Regions from separate parts of the Homo sapiens genome. Here region 1 is linked to region 2. Evidence: chromatin contacts called from ENCODE Hi-C data. All regions are on one chromosome and are shown on one strand. Each heading gives the region's core, a stretch centred on a gene start or an enhancer-like site at or near the end of the contact. The rest is flanking DNA. Distances are from core to core; before and after follow the strand shown.

Region 1 (6,062 bases), core at 2,644-5,143, 2.6 Mb after region 2:
TTTGACAGGGCACTGATTGGTGCGTTTACAATCCCTGAGCTAGACACAAAGGTTCTCCACGTCCCCACCAGATTAGCTAGATACAGAGTGTTGACACAAAGGTTCTCCAAGTCCCCACCAGAGTAGCTAGATACAGAGTGTTGATTGGTGCATTCACAAACCCTGAGCTAGACACAGGGTACTGATTGGTGTGTTTACAAACCTTGAGCTAGACACAGAGTGCCGATTGGTGTCTCAATCCCTGAGCTAGACATAAAGGTTCTCCAAGGCCCCACCAGAGTAGCTGGATGCAAAGTGTCCATTGGTGCATTCACAAACCCTGAGCTAGACACAGAGTGCCAATTGGTGTATTTACAATCCCTTAGCTAGACATAAAGGTTCTGCAAGTCCTCACCAGACTCAGGAGCCCAGCTGGCTTCACCCAGTGGATCCCGCACCGGCGCTGCATGTGGAGCTGCCTGCCAGTCCCGCGCCGTGCACCCGCACTCCTCAGCCCTTGGGTGGTCGATGGGACTGGGCGCCGTGGAGCAGGCGGCGGCGCTCGTTGGGGAGGCTCGGGCCGCACAGGAGCCCACGAAGGCGGGGAGGCTCAGGCATGGTGGGCTGCAGGTCCCCAGCCCTGCCCCGCGAGGAGGCAGCTAAGGCCAGGCGAGAAATCGAGCGCAGCGCCGGTGGGCCGGCACTGCCGAGGGACCCAGTACACCCTCCGCAGCCGCTGGCCCGGGTGCTAAGCCCCTCATTGCCAGGGGCCGGCAGGCTGCTCCGAGTGCGGGGCCGCCAAGCCCGCGCCCACCCGGAACTCCAGCTGGCCCGCAAGCGCCGAGCACAGCCCCGGTTTCCGCTCACGCCTCTCCCTCCACACCTCCCTGCAAGCTGAGGGAGCCAGCTCTGGCCTTGGCCAGCCCAGAAAGGGGCTCCCACAGTGCAGCGGTGGGCTGAAGGGCTCCTTAAGTGCCGCCAAAGTGGGAGCCCAGGCAGAGGCAGCGCTGAGAGCGAGCGAGGGCTGTGAAGACTGCCAGCACACTGTCACCTCTCAATACCCCACAGAAGCAAAGCCACATGTGAGCATGCAACCTCACATCTCACATAGACTATTAGCAGAGGTGTCCTATTCTCCCGGGAAGGGAGAAAGAGGAGTAGGAAAAAGAAAGGCTAAAAGGTGTCTCAAAAGGGGAAAAGGAATTAACAGCTTCTGACCACCTACCCCCAATACCTATTTTTTATCTATTTTTTGCCTTTTAGCAAATAAACTTTCTGTATTTTTCCATTTTTTAGTGAAAATATATATACCTATATATATATATTCACTGAATTATAAAATTAAAATTATATATATAATTTTATAGGAAAAATAGAACAAATCTTTTTAAAATTGCAGTTACATGCAATTAAAGCATGCTGATGATGAGACATATTAAATCATCCATAAGAAATGCACAGGCTCTCATAGGTATGAAAGCAATGGCTCCTTCTGTGTCACTTTATCTCCATGAATATGCTTCAGTAGTTAAGAACTGCTTCATGTTCAAGGGTGGCTTAGCCTTAGAGGAGAGACTTAGAAGGGGATTATACTTTTAGATCAGAAGAGAATGAATTTTTCCCCAGAACAAATGATTTCTAAAACCCTTAGAAATTGTGCATTACTCATCCTTTTTCTATCTTCTTTCCACTATACATTTTATGTGGGATCCCTGTGGCAGTTAATAGAAAAATTCAAGTCACAAAAGGAAAGAAAGAAAGAAGGGAAAAGACCTGGGGTATCAGAATTAAAAAGAGATGTGAATTGGCCCATTAGGGAAAACTGAGATCTACAGAGATGTGGCTTATGTTTACTTTCCCTCCCTACTAACATGGCCTTTTATAAAAAGAAAAGCCCTGTCTCTTTTCTTTTTCCGTCTCTAACAATGAAACCACACTGAGAGAGATTAGAGTGCTAATCAGCTTCTGGAAAAGCAGATCAACCAAAAAACGCCTACATTGCAGGCTTTCTGGTTCATTTTCCCTCCATTGTTTTAGTAGCCTGAGTTTATGGGAAATCAAACTTCGTCAACTTAAGCTGCTGTTCCTGGCTGAATTTTGGAGTAGTCAGCAAGGTTCCTATAACAAACAAATGACCACACACAATTGTGAGGGCACAGGCATGTGCACGTGCACACACACACACACACACACACACGTATTAATCAGAGCACTTGGTTGCTGAGATCCCAGCAAGAAAGATGAAAATAAATGGAGTATGGTCATTAAAAATCCTAAACTAATATTTCGAATATGGCATAAAATGAATGCTTGCTAACAGAGAATGGATGGGAGGACCTCTTTTGCTTAAGAAAATTAATGATGGCCGGGCGCAGTGGCGCATGCCTGTAATCCCAGCAGTTTGGGAGGCCGAGGAGGGTGGATCACAAGGTCAGGAGATTGAGACCATCCTGGCTAACACGGTGATGAGACATATTAAATCATCCCTACTAAAAAAATACCAACCGTCTCTACTAAAAAAAGTACAAAAATTAGCCGGGTGTGGTGCTGAGCGCCTGCAGTCCCAGCTACTTGGGAGGCTGAGGCAGAAGAATGGCGTGAACCCGGGAAGCGGAGCTTGCAGTGAGCCGAGATCGTGCCACTGCACCCCAGCCTGGGCGACAGAGCGAGACTCTGTCTCTAAAAAAAAAAAACAAAAAAACAAAAATGAATTAAAAGGTTAAGACAGATTGGTTACAAAATCACCAGGAAAGGTCACTCCTAACAGACTCATTATGCTTATGCTTAGGGTAAACAGTCATCAGCTACCCTGCAAAATAAGTGGCAGGGCTGCTGTATATTGAATACAAATTATTTGCAGAACCCTCAGCTCTCCTTGCTTCATTTTGCTACTGGGATACACGGAAGCTGGCATTGTATGTTCATGTGTGTATTTATGTATCTGAGCATCTCATTATAAATTATTATCTTCACATTCAAGAAAATAGCCAGCTCACAGGCACAACACCAACACAGGAGGGCTTTATAACATCGCATGCTTGAATCAGGTGCATTCTGTTTCATCTTGCTTTGTTTTGGTTTTTTTCTTCAGAATTTGGAAAGATATGATGGTTCTTAGGAGTCAGAACTTTTTCTTTTTTTAATAATATGGTTAGTCAGATAAGGCTTCTAGGTGAAACTTCTTCAAAAGTCCAGGGAACCTAGTGTTCTAATGCTTCCCCACTAACTCCTTCTGAAACCACATCTGCTCAAAGCCTTCTCAATCAAGACATGGGGAATCTGCCCTTCAAAGAAAAGGTAATTTCAGCAGATCTCAGGGGAGTTTTGCAATCAGAATTTCCTAAGATACAACTGTGGTGGAACTGGCTATGAAATGTATTAATGCTGATAACTGTGGTTTTATAATCCCCACCAATTACCACAAATTATAGCCGTGTGATTCTGGAAAAACCACATGCTGTGGAGTTGAATCCTGGAAAAATATACACTGGTTGTCTAATTTCCTTCCTAATTTTAAGAAGACTCATAAAAATCCTTGCCCTACCCTTCTTCTCCTAGAAGACTCTCAGGGACCAAAAATACTTGAGAGGCATTTGTACTTAAATCCTATGTAGCGAGCTCCAGAAATACTTTTTTGGCTGTTAATTAACTAATTCAATGTTGATAAGCCTACTTAATGTACACTCCAGTAAACCAGTACATACAAAGAAACGTGGTCCTACCATCAAGGGGTTTACAGTAGCAGTAGGACAGAAAAGTGATGAAATAAAGTCAACACAATGGAGCTACAAAAACAACTGCAAGAGCAGAATCTCAGAAGTCAGAACTCACTGAGAAGAGCATGGAAGCGGGTGGGGAAAATACTTGGTAATAAGGACAGGAAACTGTTTCACCATGCTGGCCTTCAGTGTAAAGTCCTCTGAAAGCTGGCAATCTCCCCAAGTGCACAAATACAGATGTTTGCTCGTTTGTAACTCCTGAACCAGAGAGCCACTAGCTCAGAGGCATCATCGTGGGAAAGCCCCCTGCAGTTTTCAGAGATGTTGCCTTATGAATAATGGAAACTTTCAAGAATGATTTTGGTTTAAGAACAGGGATAAGTCCTTTTTTTAGGGTTGTGTATGTCAGCACTCTGCCCTGGTAAATTATCTGCAGACAGCATAGTCTATCAAAATGAACTCACTGCTGTTCATTTTTCCTGCCTGCCATGCTGTGTATTAACTATCATCCATTATTTTAAAAACATTTCTGGAATCAAAGGTAAGAGCAAAAAGAAAAACAAAAGGGTAATAGGAGATAAATGCACTGCAAATGCTGGTCATACATGCTAGTAAGACAGGAAAAATATCTCATGGGGAAAAACAAAAGCCAATTTTTCCATAACAGCAGTAATATTCACAGACTTGAATGCTTCCAGGAAGCTTAGGAAAGCACAGGGTTTGGGGACGTTGACAGTTATACCCTGGGGATGTTCTCATGGGGAAAGGTGTCAAGCAGATCATTAGTCAATTTGATCCCCCATTTACAAAGCACTGATGTTATGTGAATTTTTATCCCCTTCCATACACACTGGTAGAAGCATACTATAGTATTAATATAGTCTACAAATATATTATTATTTTTGAGAATTACATGATTTTTTTGATATATTTGAGTATATCCTGAAATTTTTAAAAAAACAAAGTAGAAAGCATTGTCTTGAGTAAAAATAACTTCACATTTGGCTGCTGATTGCTCCCCTGATACCATGCATTTGGCATCAAATCCCCCTTTCCTGAAGCAACTCACAGCACTACTGTCACCTGTGTTATTACTGGAATCTTAAGTTGTTATTTAACTTTGTCACTGGTGACAAAGAAAAGGTATACCTTGCTGCCTTAGAGTGATAGTGATCTTTCTCCCCAGTTCCCACCACATGTGTGTATGCCTGTCTCCAGCTCAACTTATGCTTGCTTCTTGGACAAAATGACACCTTAGCAAGACTCAGGAAAATGAAAATGTTAACTATCCAAGAGAAACAAAGCACCATAATTCCAAGAAATCCAGACCAAGTTTTGCTCTAAGGACACCCTTGACAAACATGCAAAATGAGCTTGTCTGCTCTGCCTTCTGTAGAATCAGAAGCACCTTCAAGGTGAGCACTCCCCTCGCAGCAATGGTAAATTTTAGCTGGTTTGTGCCAACACAGTTGCAAGCTAAATGCTTAACTGGGGATTAGACTCCAATTCAAACCACTTTCCAGGCACTGCCTCCTCACTTTATAATGTTATAGAATGATTATCAATAGCTGTGATTCTGAAACCAATCTGAGACCCGGGCCTCTGCAATTTAAAGCATATCAGTGATCTCTGTCAACATTAATTTTCCCCATCCTAATTTGTATTTCTTTCACACCACAAAGGGATCTAAGTTTATGATTTACCTGGACAGCACGATCGTGTTCAGGTCTAAATGCAAAAGAGATTACATGTAGATGATGAATTTGCATCCTTGTAAATGCAGAATATTTTAGCCATGACAAATGGCAAGATGGGAGAACATGTTCACTGAAACTAGGAAGCCCAGAAATAAGGTATCAGCAACACTAATGAGCAGCTCAGTCAAGCAAACCCCAGAAAAATAATGGGCCAAAGTTCATCGATTCTCTGTATTTTCCAGATTAAAATCACCTGGGTAGCTTTTACACTACCTGTGTCCTGGGCTCAGTCCTAGAGATTCTGATTCAATTGGTCTTGGGTGGGGCCACACATATACTATTTTAAAATGTCCCCCAGAAGATGTTAATGTTCGCAGGATTGACAGCCACTGAGTATAAAATGTATTTAGCATATTTCCAGGCTTAGGATCAATAGAATGGTAGCTAAAATATAATCAATGATTTATTAATTCATTGATTTATTAAACAACTAGTTAATGAGTACCACTATGTGGTAACTCTGGTGCTACAAGGCCAAGAAGTTGCAAACTAAACACTTACTCTCAAGGAGTCCAATAGTGAAACACAATGATATCTGAACAGACAGTTGTATCCAGGATGCCCCCCCACCCCCAGCTATGGCAGAGGAAAGCACAAAGGTCAAGTT
Region 2 (6,268 bases), core at 2,322-4,821:
TGTTTGCGAAGTCTCCTTGCAAATTAATAAACCAGCATTCTGATTCGTACACCCTCTTCTGGGAGCTTTCTCAGGGTGAATCAGTAGCTTGAGTCCAAACCACTCTGAAAATTATGGAAATTGGGTTTCTGAGCGGGCACAGCTAAGAGCCATGCCCTGGGACAGGTGACGTGATCCAGGTAAACACCACCCTCTGAGCAATCTGCTGGGCACCAGCTGGCCCCTCCCAGGAGGCATCTTGACTTCCTCACTGATGAGAAGCCTATTTTGTTTAAAGTGCCTATCGACAGTACATAGTGAAATGCTCGGTTCCAGCTAATTAAGCGCTCAGCTGTACGGTGTGGAAACTAAGAGATCATGTATATGGAACTGTGAAATGGAGTTTCAGGAAGGGTTCTTGGACGAACTTGAGAAGGGCATTTGTGGGTGAATGGGACTTCAACAAGGAAGCAAGAGACCACAGATGGGGATTAGGGGTTTGGAAGGTCAGGACAGTTGTCTCACCTCCTTCCACTCGCTCTCTGCCTAGGTCAGGACCCTGCGTGCAGCCACCGCCGTTTCCCTCTGAGCCACACCTGGGGGCACTTACTCATCACCCTCATGCCAGGCCCCAAACTGGATCTGCCACCTCACACCGCCCAGAGATTAAGGAAAGTCACTTGATTCTTGGGCCAGGCTCCCCATCAGCCATCAAGGCCCGGCTTGCCTCTTTTCTTTCCTCCTCTGCCTCCTGCCAGATGAATTTCCCCTCCTTCCTCCACCTGGACTGAGAATGGGTATTTCCTCCTTTGACAGAGAAAGAAAAAGGCAACTGTTCTTCCCCCTTTCCCACGAGGGTTCCCAATTAAACTAGCTTTTTAAGCTTAAGTTGCTTCTTGGTCTATGAATGCCCAGTGATTAAGACTCACCTTCCAGGCTCTGGAACACTTAACATCCCTGTGCCTCAGTTTCCTCATCTGTAAAATGGAGTTAACAATACCTAACTCATACGGCTACTGTGAGGATTAAATGAGTTAATACAGGCTAAGTACTTTTGGGGAAAAAAAAAAAAAGCCTGGCGAATGTTAAGCCCTCAATAGTGGTTGTTTATCAGGGCTGCTGTGTGAATGGTGGACCAGGCAGTGTACTGCTTAAGGCACCTGGCTGAGGGGTGAGGATAAATCCAGCTCACATGCCACTTATCCAGCTATATGGCTTGGCTATGTCCACTCAAGTAAGGCCAGTATTTCTAAGAGGCATCAAGCCCCATCCTCTTGCCAAGACAGAGCACCTTATTCTAATTCATGCGAAGGACTGAATAGGCTAGCAGCAGCCCTGGAGGTTATCATGAACAGTTCTCAGCATCCTCCTGGCTCTGTACCCCTCCCCAGCAAGACTGGATGAGAGAAGGGTCCAGGATGGCCTGGTGTCATCCATAATAAAGTCCTGCTTCTCAGCTCCCAGAACACTTGGAGCACCCACCCCTTCCAAGCAGATTCTCCATTAAAGCCCCACAGGCTGCCGTGCCACCTCAACCCTACTGGGGCAGACTCTCAACTCGAAACATGGAACCTGAGTCTTGGACTCTGAAAGCACCTTCTCCTGCCCAGTTATTTTTTTTTGGGGGGGGGGGGGCAGCGGGGCATTGGGGGGTAGGTTAAAGACAGGGTCTGAACTCTGTCACCCGGATGGAGTGCAGTGGCACGATCCTAGCTCCAACCAAGTGATCCCAACCAAGTGATCCCAGCTCTAAGCCTGGAACTCCTGGGTTCAAGCAATCCTCCCACCTCAGCCTCCCAAAGCTCTGGGAAGACAGGCAGCCACCCAGCCCAGACTCTTTCCTAACTGTTGATGGCTACCTGTCTCTGCTGATAGCTGTGAAAGGAAAATACAACCTTAGGACCCCAAGCTCAGGATGCCAAAGGGAAAAGTTAAGCTTGGGAACTCAGTCATGCAAAAAACAAAACCGAAAACAAAACTGCATTCCTTTTGTTGCCAAACAGATAGCTATAATTTCACATGCTTACTTTATCTTACGTAAAATGTAGATTTACTGAGCATGAGAAGAATGCACCCAGGGAGAGCAGAGAGTCAGTATAACTACTTCATGGTTACCCACAAGTGGAGAAAATCCGAAGGCAGAATGGCCCAGAGCAGCCGCAACATACAGGGAATTAGCAAACAATGAAAGCCACTTAGGCACGAGGGCTGGAGGGAGGACTCAAAAACACAGCCTATTCTGTTTTCGTAAGGAGGAAAGACAGTAATCCACTTTTCTGATACTCTATTTTCAGGGCTCACCTGGGCCTAAAACTGCACCAACCACAGATGAACTTTAGCTGGCAGTCAGATAGACTCGGTTTGTAAAAGGCAAGAGCACTGGGTCATATCCAAAAAAAGAACAAGAAAATAGACCGCGACCCCGATTTAGATCCAAAAGACCAGAGTCCAGATTGCGACCAATATCTGGTACTCTACTGTTTGTGAAATGAGACCAGTATCTGGTACTCTACTAGTTGTGAAAGGGTGCTTTTCTCATACCAGCAGAGGGGCAAAAGGCAAAATGAGGCCCCTGCCTGGTTCCGTAAAATATTTTACCTTCCTGGTCGGTGGCTTTTTTTTTCTTTTTCTTTTTCTTTTTTTAAGAGAAAGCGTTTTGGATGGGGAGTCCCGCCCCGGGAGTCTTCACCAGGCGGCCAGAATGGCAAAGTCACAGGGATGGGGTTGAGGGTGGGGTTAGGGGTGAAGGGGCAGAGAGTTATTTGCAGCCCAAGAGCAAGTCTGCACAGCGTGAGGTCTGGCCCACTAATAGTCCCGAAAGAGGAAGCGGCGGGGATTTTATCCGGCCTGAAGCAGCCCCATAACTTCACTACCATGAACCGAGAAAAAAAAACTTCACGCCTATTCCTCCCTTACAGGAAGGGAGGGAAGGGGAAGGGGAAAAGGGGGCAGCAAATGAGCAGGGCGAACCGGCTTTTCTTTCTTCGGTAGCGCTCTGCTCAGATGTGAGAAGTAACGGGTCACCTGGCCACTAGGAACAAAAATGTGGTCCCGCTCTGGGCTCCGAGGCTGCGCGCGCCTCGAGGAGGAGCTGCCCGCAGCCCTGGCTGGAGCGAGCGCCCGGGACGCATCCCCCGACGCGGCGGGAACAGGATGCGGGACCGCGAGGAGACAATACGCCCGCCTGGGCACGCGCGCTTTAAGGGAAGGGGGTCTCCAAAGTCAGCCCCCACCCGGGAGGAGCAGGCGCCCGCGCTCCCCACACCCTCCTGCGCCCCCTCTGTCGGCAGCCATCTCCGACACAGCTCCTCCGAGCTCGCGCTCTCCATCGCGCCCTTCTTCCTTCAGCACACTAGGCTGCCCTGGGACTTACGATTGGCTTGGGTCCCCGGTCCCGGTCCCCGCCGCGGGAGGACGGCTCCAGCACAGGCTTTGCGCGCAGGTCGAGGGCCGAGGCGCCGCTGCTTGCAGGCGGCTGCGGTGGAGCTTGCGGCCCGGCACTTAGAGGGGCGCGGGCGGCGATGCCCCCGCTGGCTCCCACCTTCTGGCCTGCAGCGGCCGGCTCTACTGAACTTCAGAGTTACTCATTTCCTGGATGTCACAAAAACTTTTTCCTCCTTATAAGAACAAAACACCCGCCTCTACCCGCGGCCCCGGAAGCTCCTTAAGGAGGACCGTGTGGGTTTCGGTGGTTGGGCCCAGGATCCGCCGGGAAGACCTTCCCAGTGAGCCCCCAGAAACTTCCCCGGCACGGCAGAACTGGAGAGTGACTGGGAGAGACGGAATCAGGCCAGTGGAGTAAACTGGAGCGAGTGGACAGGGGCGCGGGGAGGACGCCCTTAAAAGTCGTCCTAAGCCGCGGAGCGGAAGGGGTTAAGTCCTTACCAGTCGGGGAGAGTTTTCTGCGGCGCGTTTTACAAGTGGCGGAATTCCTGGGGCCACCTATTTAGTCTCTTGGAGGAAAATATAACTCTAGACAAAACGCCAGCCTTTTTCTCTTTTGCAGCTTGAAAGGATTAAAATAGCTTACTACCGTTTTTTTTTTTTTTTGAGAAGGAGTTTCGCTCTTGTTGCCCAGGCTGGAGTGCAATGGTGGCGCTATCTCGGCTCACCGCAACCTCCGCCTCCCGGGTTCGAGCGATTCTCCTGCCTCAGCCTCCCGAGTAGCTGGGATTACAGGCATGTGCCACCACGCCCGGCTAATTTTGTATTTTTAGTAGAGAAGGTGTTTCTCCATGTTGGTCAGGCTGGTCTCGAACTCCCTTCTCGGCCTTCCGAAGCGCCTGGGATTACAGGCGTGAGCCACCGCGCCCGACTTTTATGATAATCAAATGCATGGTTGCTTTTCTCCGGGATTAACCGGGCACAAAGGAGAACAGTGACCGGATACTGTACGGGACAGGCGCGGTAGTTTCTGGTTACTGTTGTGACGGTAGATCAAGTGTTACTACCCCTATGTTAGAAACGAGAGAACTGAGGCCTGGAGGAGCAGCAGCAGCGTTCTGGTCGAGCTTAATAGTTTATGAAATCCATAACTTCTATTGTCTTCCCTTTGACCTGCCCAAATCCTACCATCAGTACAAAAGGCAGAGCAGGGTTTGAATGAATTCTCCATTAAGCGGCTTTGGGGGCACCAAATGCCAGTGAAGGCACATTGGGGAAATTGGAACACAGTGTCCAAAATGATCACCATTGCTACTGCTATTTGGTCTTAGATCACCTTTTTTTCGTCTTTTCCTTTAACACTCGCCTGGAAGACTTTTTGGCTGAGTCTGAAAGATAAACAGGCAATGAGAAAATGTTCTAAAAATAGACTCCCTGGCCCTTGGCCCAGGGTACTTTTGTTTTCAAGTTTCTACTGCTGCTCAAATTCTTTCCTTACGTAAGAGGTTATGGCAGAATTTTGGGGGCCAGTATGTGTGTTGGAGGTGGTGGGGGCGATCTGGGGAAACGGTCTTGAAAGAGCTGTATTTCCAAAATGTCTAGAAGTTGGTCCGGTGGGTTACTCACACCCTCCGCAAAGCAGGTGGGGGAAATTTCTGTGAAGTAAGAGCGCTGGGCTGAGCTTTGTCATCCTTGGGCTAAGAGTTCAGCGTTGTGCTGGAATGCCAAGGTTAGTGCTTGAATGCCCTCTGGGATTGTCATCCCGTCTGCAAAGTTGTTTCAGCAATTTCTAACCAGCCATGTATATTTATATAAGGAATATTTATTATATTTGTTTTGCTTTTAACCTGATGATTTCACCTTCTGTGTTCTGATTGGTTCCTGTCTGTTCTAAGGTCCACCCTTCTACCTGGCTTGTAAGTCGTTCATGAACTGGCCTCTGCTTATCTCACCAGCCTCATATCTCACTCTGTGTCCCACACAAAACTCCTTGCAGTTCTTGGAACCTGTGCTTCCCAGAACGTGATATGCTCTTTGATATGCTGTTTGCATGATATGCTTTTTCTCTCCCCTTGGATATTCATATGTACTCTACTTTCTGCCTGCCACAGCCACCCCACCTCCTCCTCCAAACTGTCACCCCAGTGCACATGCATGTTATTTTGCCCGACTAATTGTATGCTCAGTCTTCCTGTCTCAGAACAGGCAGTTACTCCTTCAGGAAGTCTTCCTGGAACCCTCATGTCTGGATTGGACACCCCTCCTGTCGTTTCTACAGAACACTGTGCTAACTCGAGAAATGTTTTTTAAAAGATAGGAAAGTACAAAGATTCAAGTTATGGGAACTTGAGGAGTCAAGAAGTCAGGGAACTCCTGCTTCGAACAGTGAAAGGCTGAATAAAATATATCAACAACGGAAGGGAAGAAAGGGGGTCTCCAGGTGTGAGATAGGTCAAGGGAACTCAAAAGCATGACATGAATATAAGCCCAAATGACTAAGGACCAGGGGTGAGTACCCACTCAGGGATTGGGGTTAGTATCTATTCAGGCCTTGAGTTCTATAAAGACAGGGATCTGGACTTGAGATCTCTGCCTAAGGCTGGAACCCTGGAAAGGCTGCCCTTTAGTAAGAGGAGGATAGAAAAAAGCCCTCTCCCCATTGGCTCAGGGTCGCGGGAAGGAAACTTGTGGTTTATCCCGGCCCTGGATGAATTTTAAAATGTCTTCTATAGAAATGAAAACCCCTAGCCTGCCTATACTATGCATAGGTGTGAGCTCCCAATTTATACTACCCACGTGCTGAGGGAATCCTAATGTCAAGAAAAAACACAAAAAACCTGTTTCAAAGTGGTGAATCCCCTTGGCCCTGTCAGAAGCAAACGTAAAATTCGGTTGTTTATCCTGG

Evidence for each region. A loop is a pair of places that touch in the nucleus more often than their neighbours do. Pooled maps may share reads with other maps.
Region 1: a pooled map shows a loop between it and region 2 (8-fold over the local background). The contact joins the enhancer-like site here to the promoter of ITPRIP in region 2. A Hi-C loop is called at or near these places in 2 of 37 single-sample maps with no recorded cell type and 3 of 50 pooled maps.

What each region holds. Positions count from the first base shown.
Region 1 is chr10:106,927,623-106,933,684 of GRCh38, forward strand. The region is part of intron 2 of SORCS1 (sortilin related VPS10 domain containing receptor 1); the gene reads right to left. Among named protein-coding and RNA genes, the nearest start is that of SORCS1, 230 kb to the right of the region's middle. Within about 2 kb of position 3,894, at least 3 of the 41 ENCODE cell types and tissues checked have a DNase peak (open chromatin) inside an H3K27ac peak, as active enhancers do.
Region 2 is chr10:104,334,894-104,341,161 of GRCh38, forward strand. It overlaps ITPRIP (inositol 1,4,5-trisphosphate receptor interacting protein), which reads right to left and starts at 3,572. Exons shown (of 2, transcript NM_001272013.2): 1 at 3,353-3,572. It also overlaps a transcript of CFAP58 not described here. RefSeq lists enhancers at 2,250-2,449, 5,198-5,492 and a cis regulatory region at 4,715-6,134.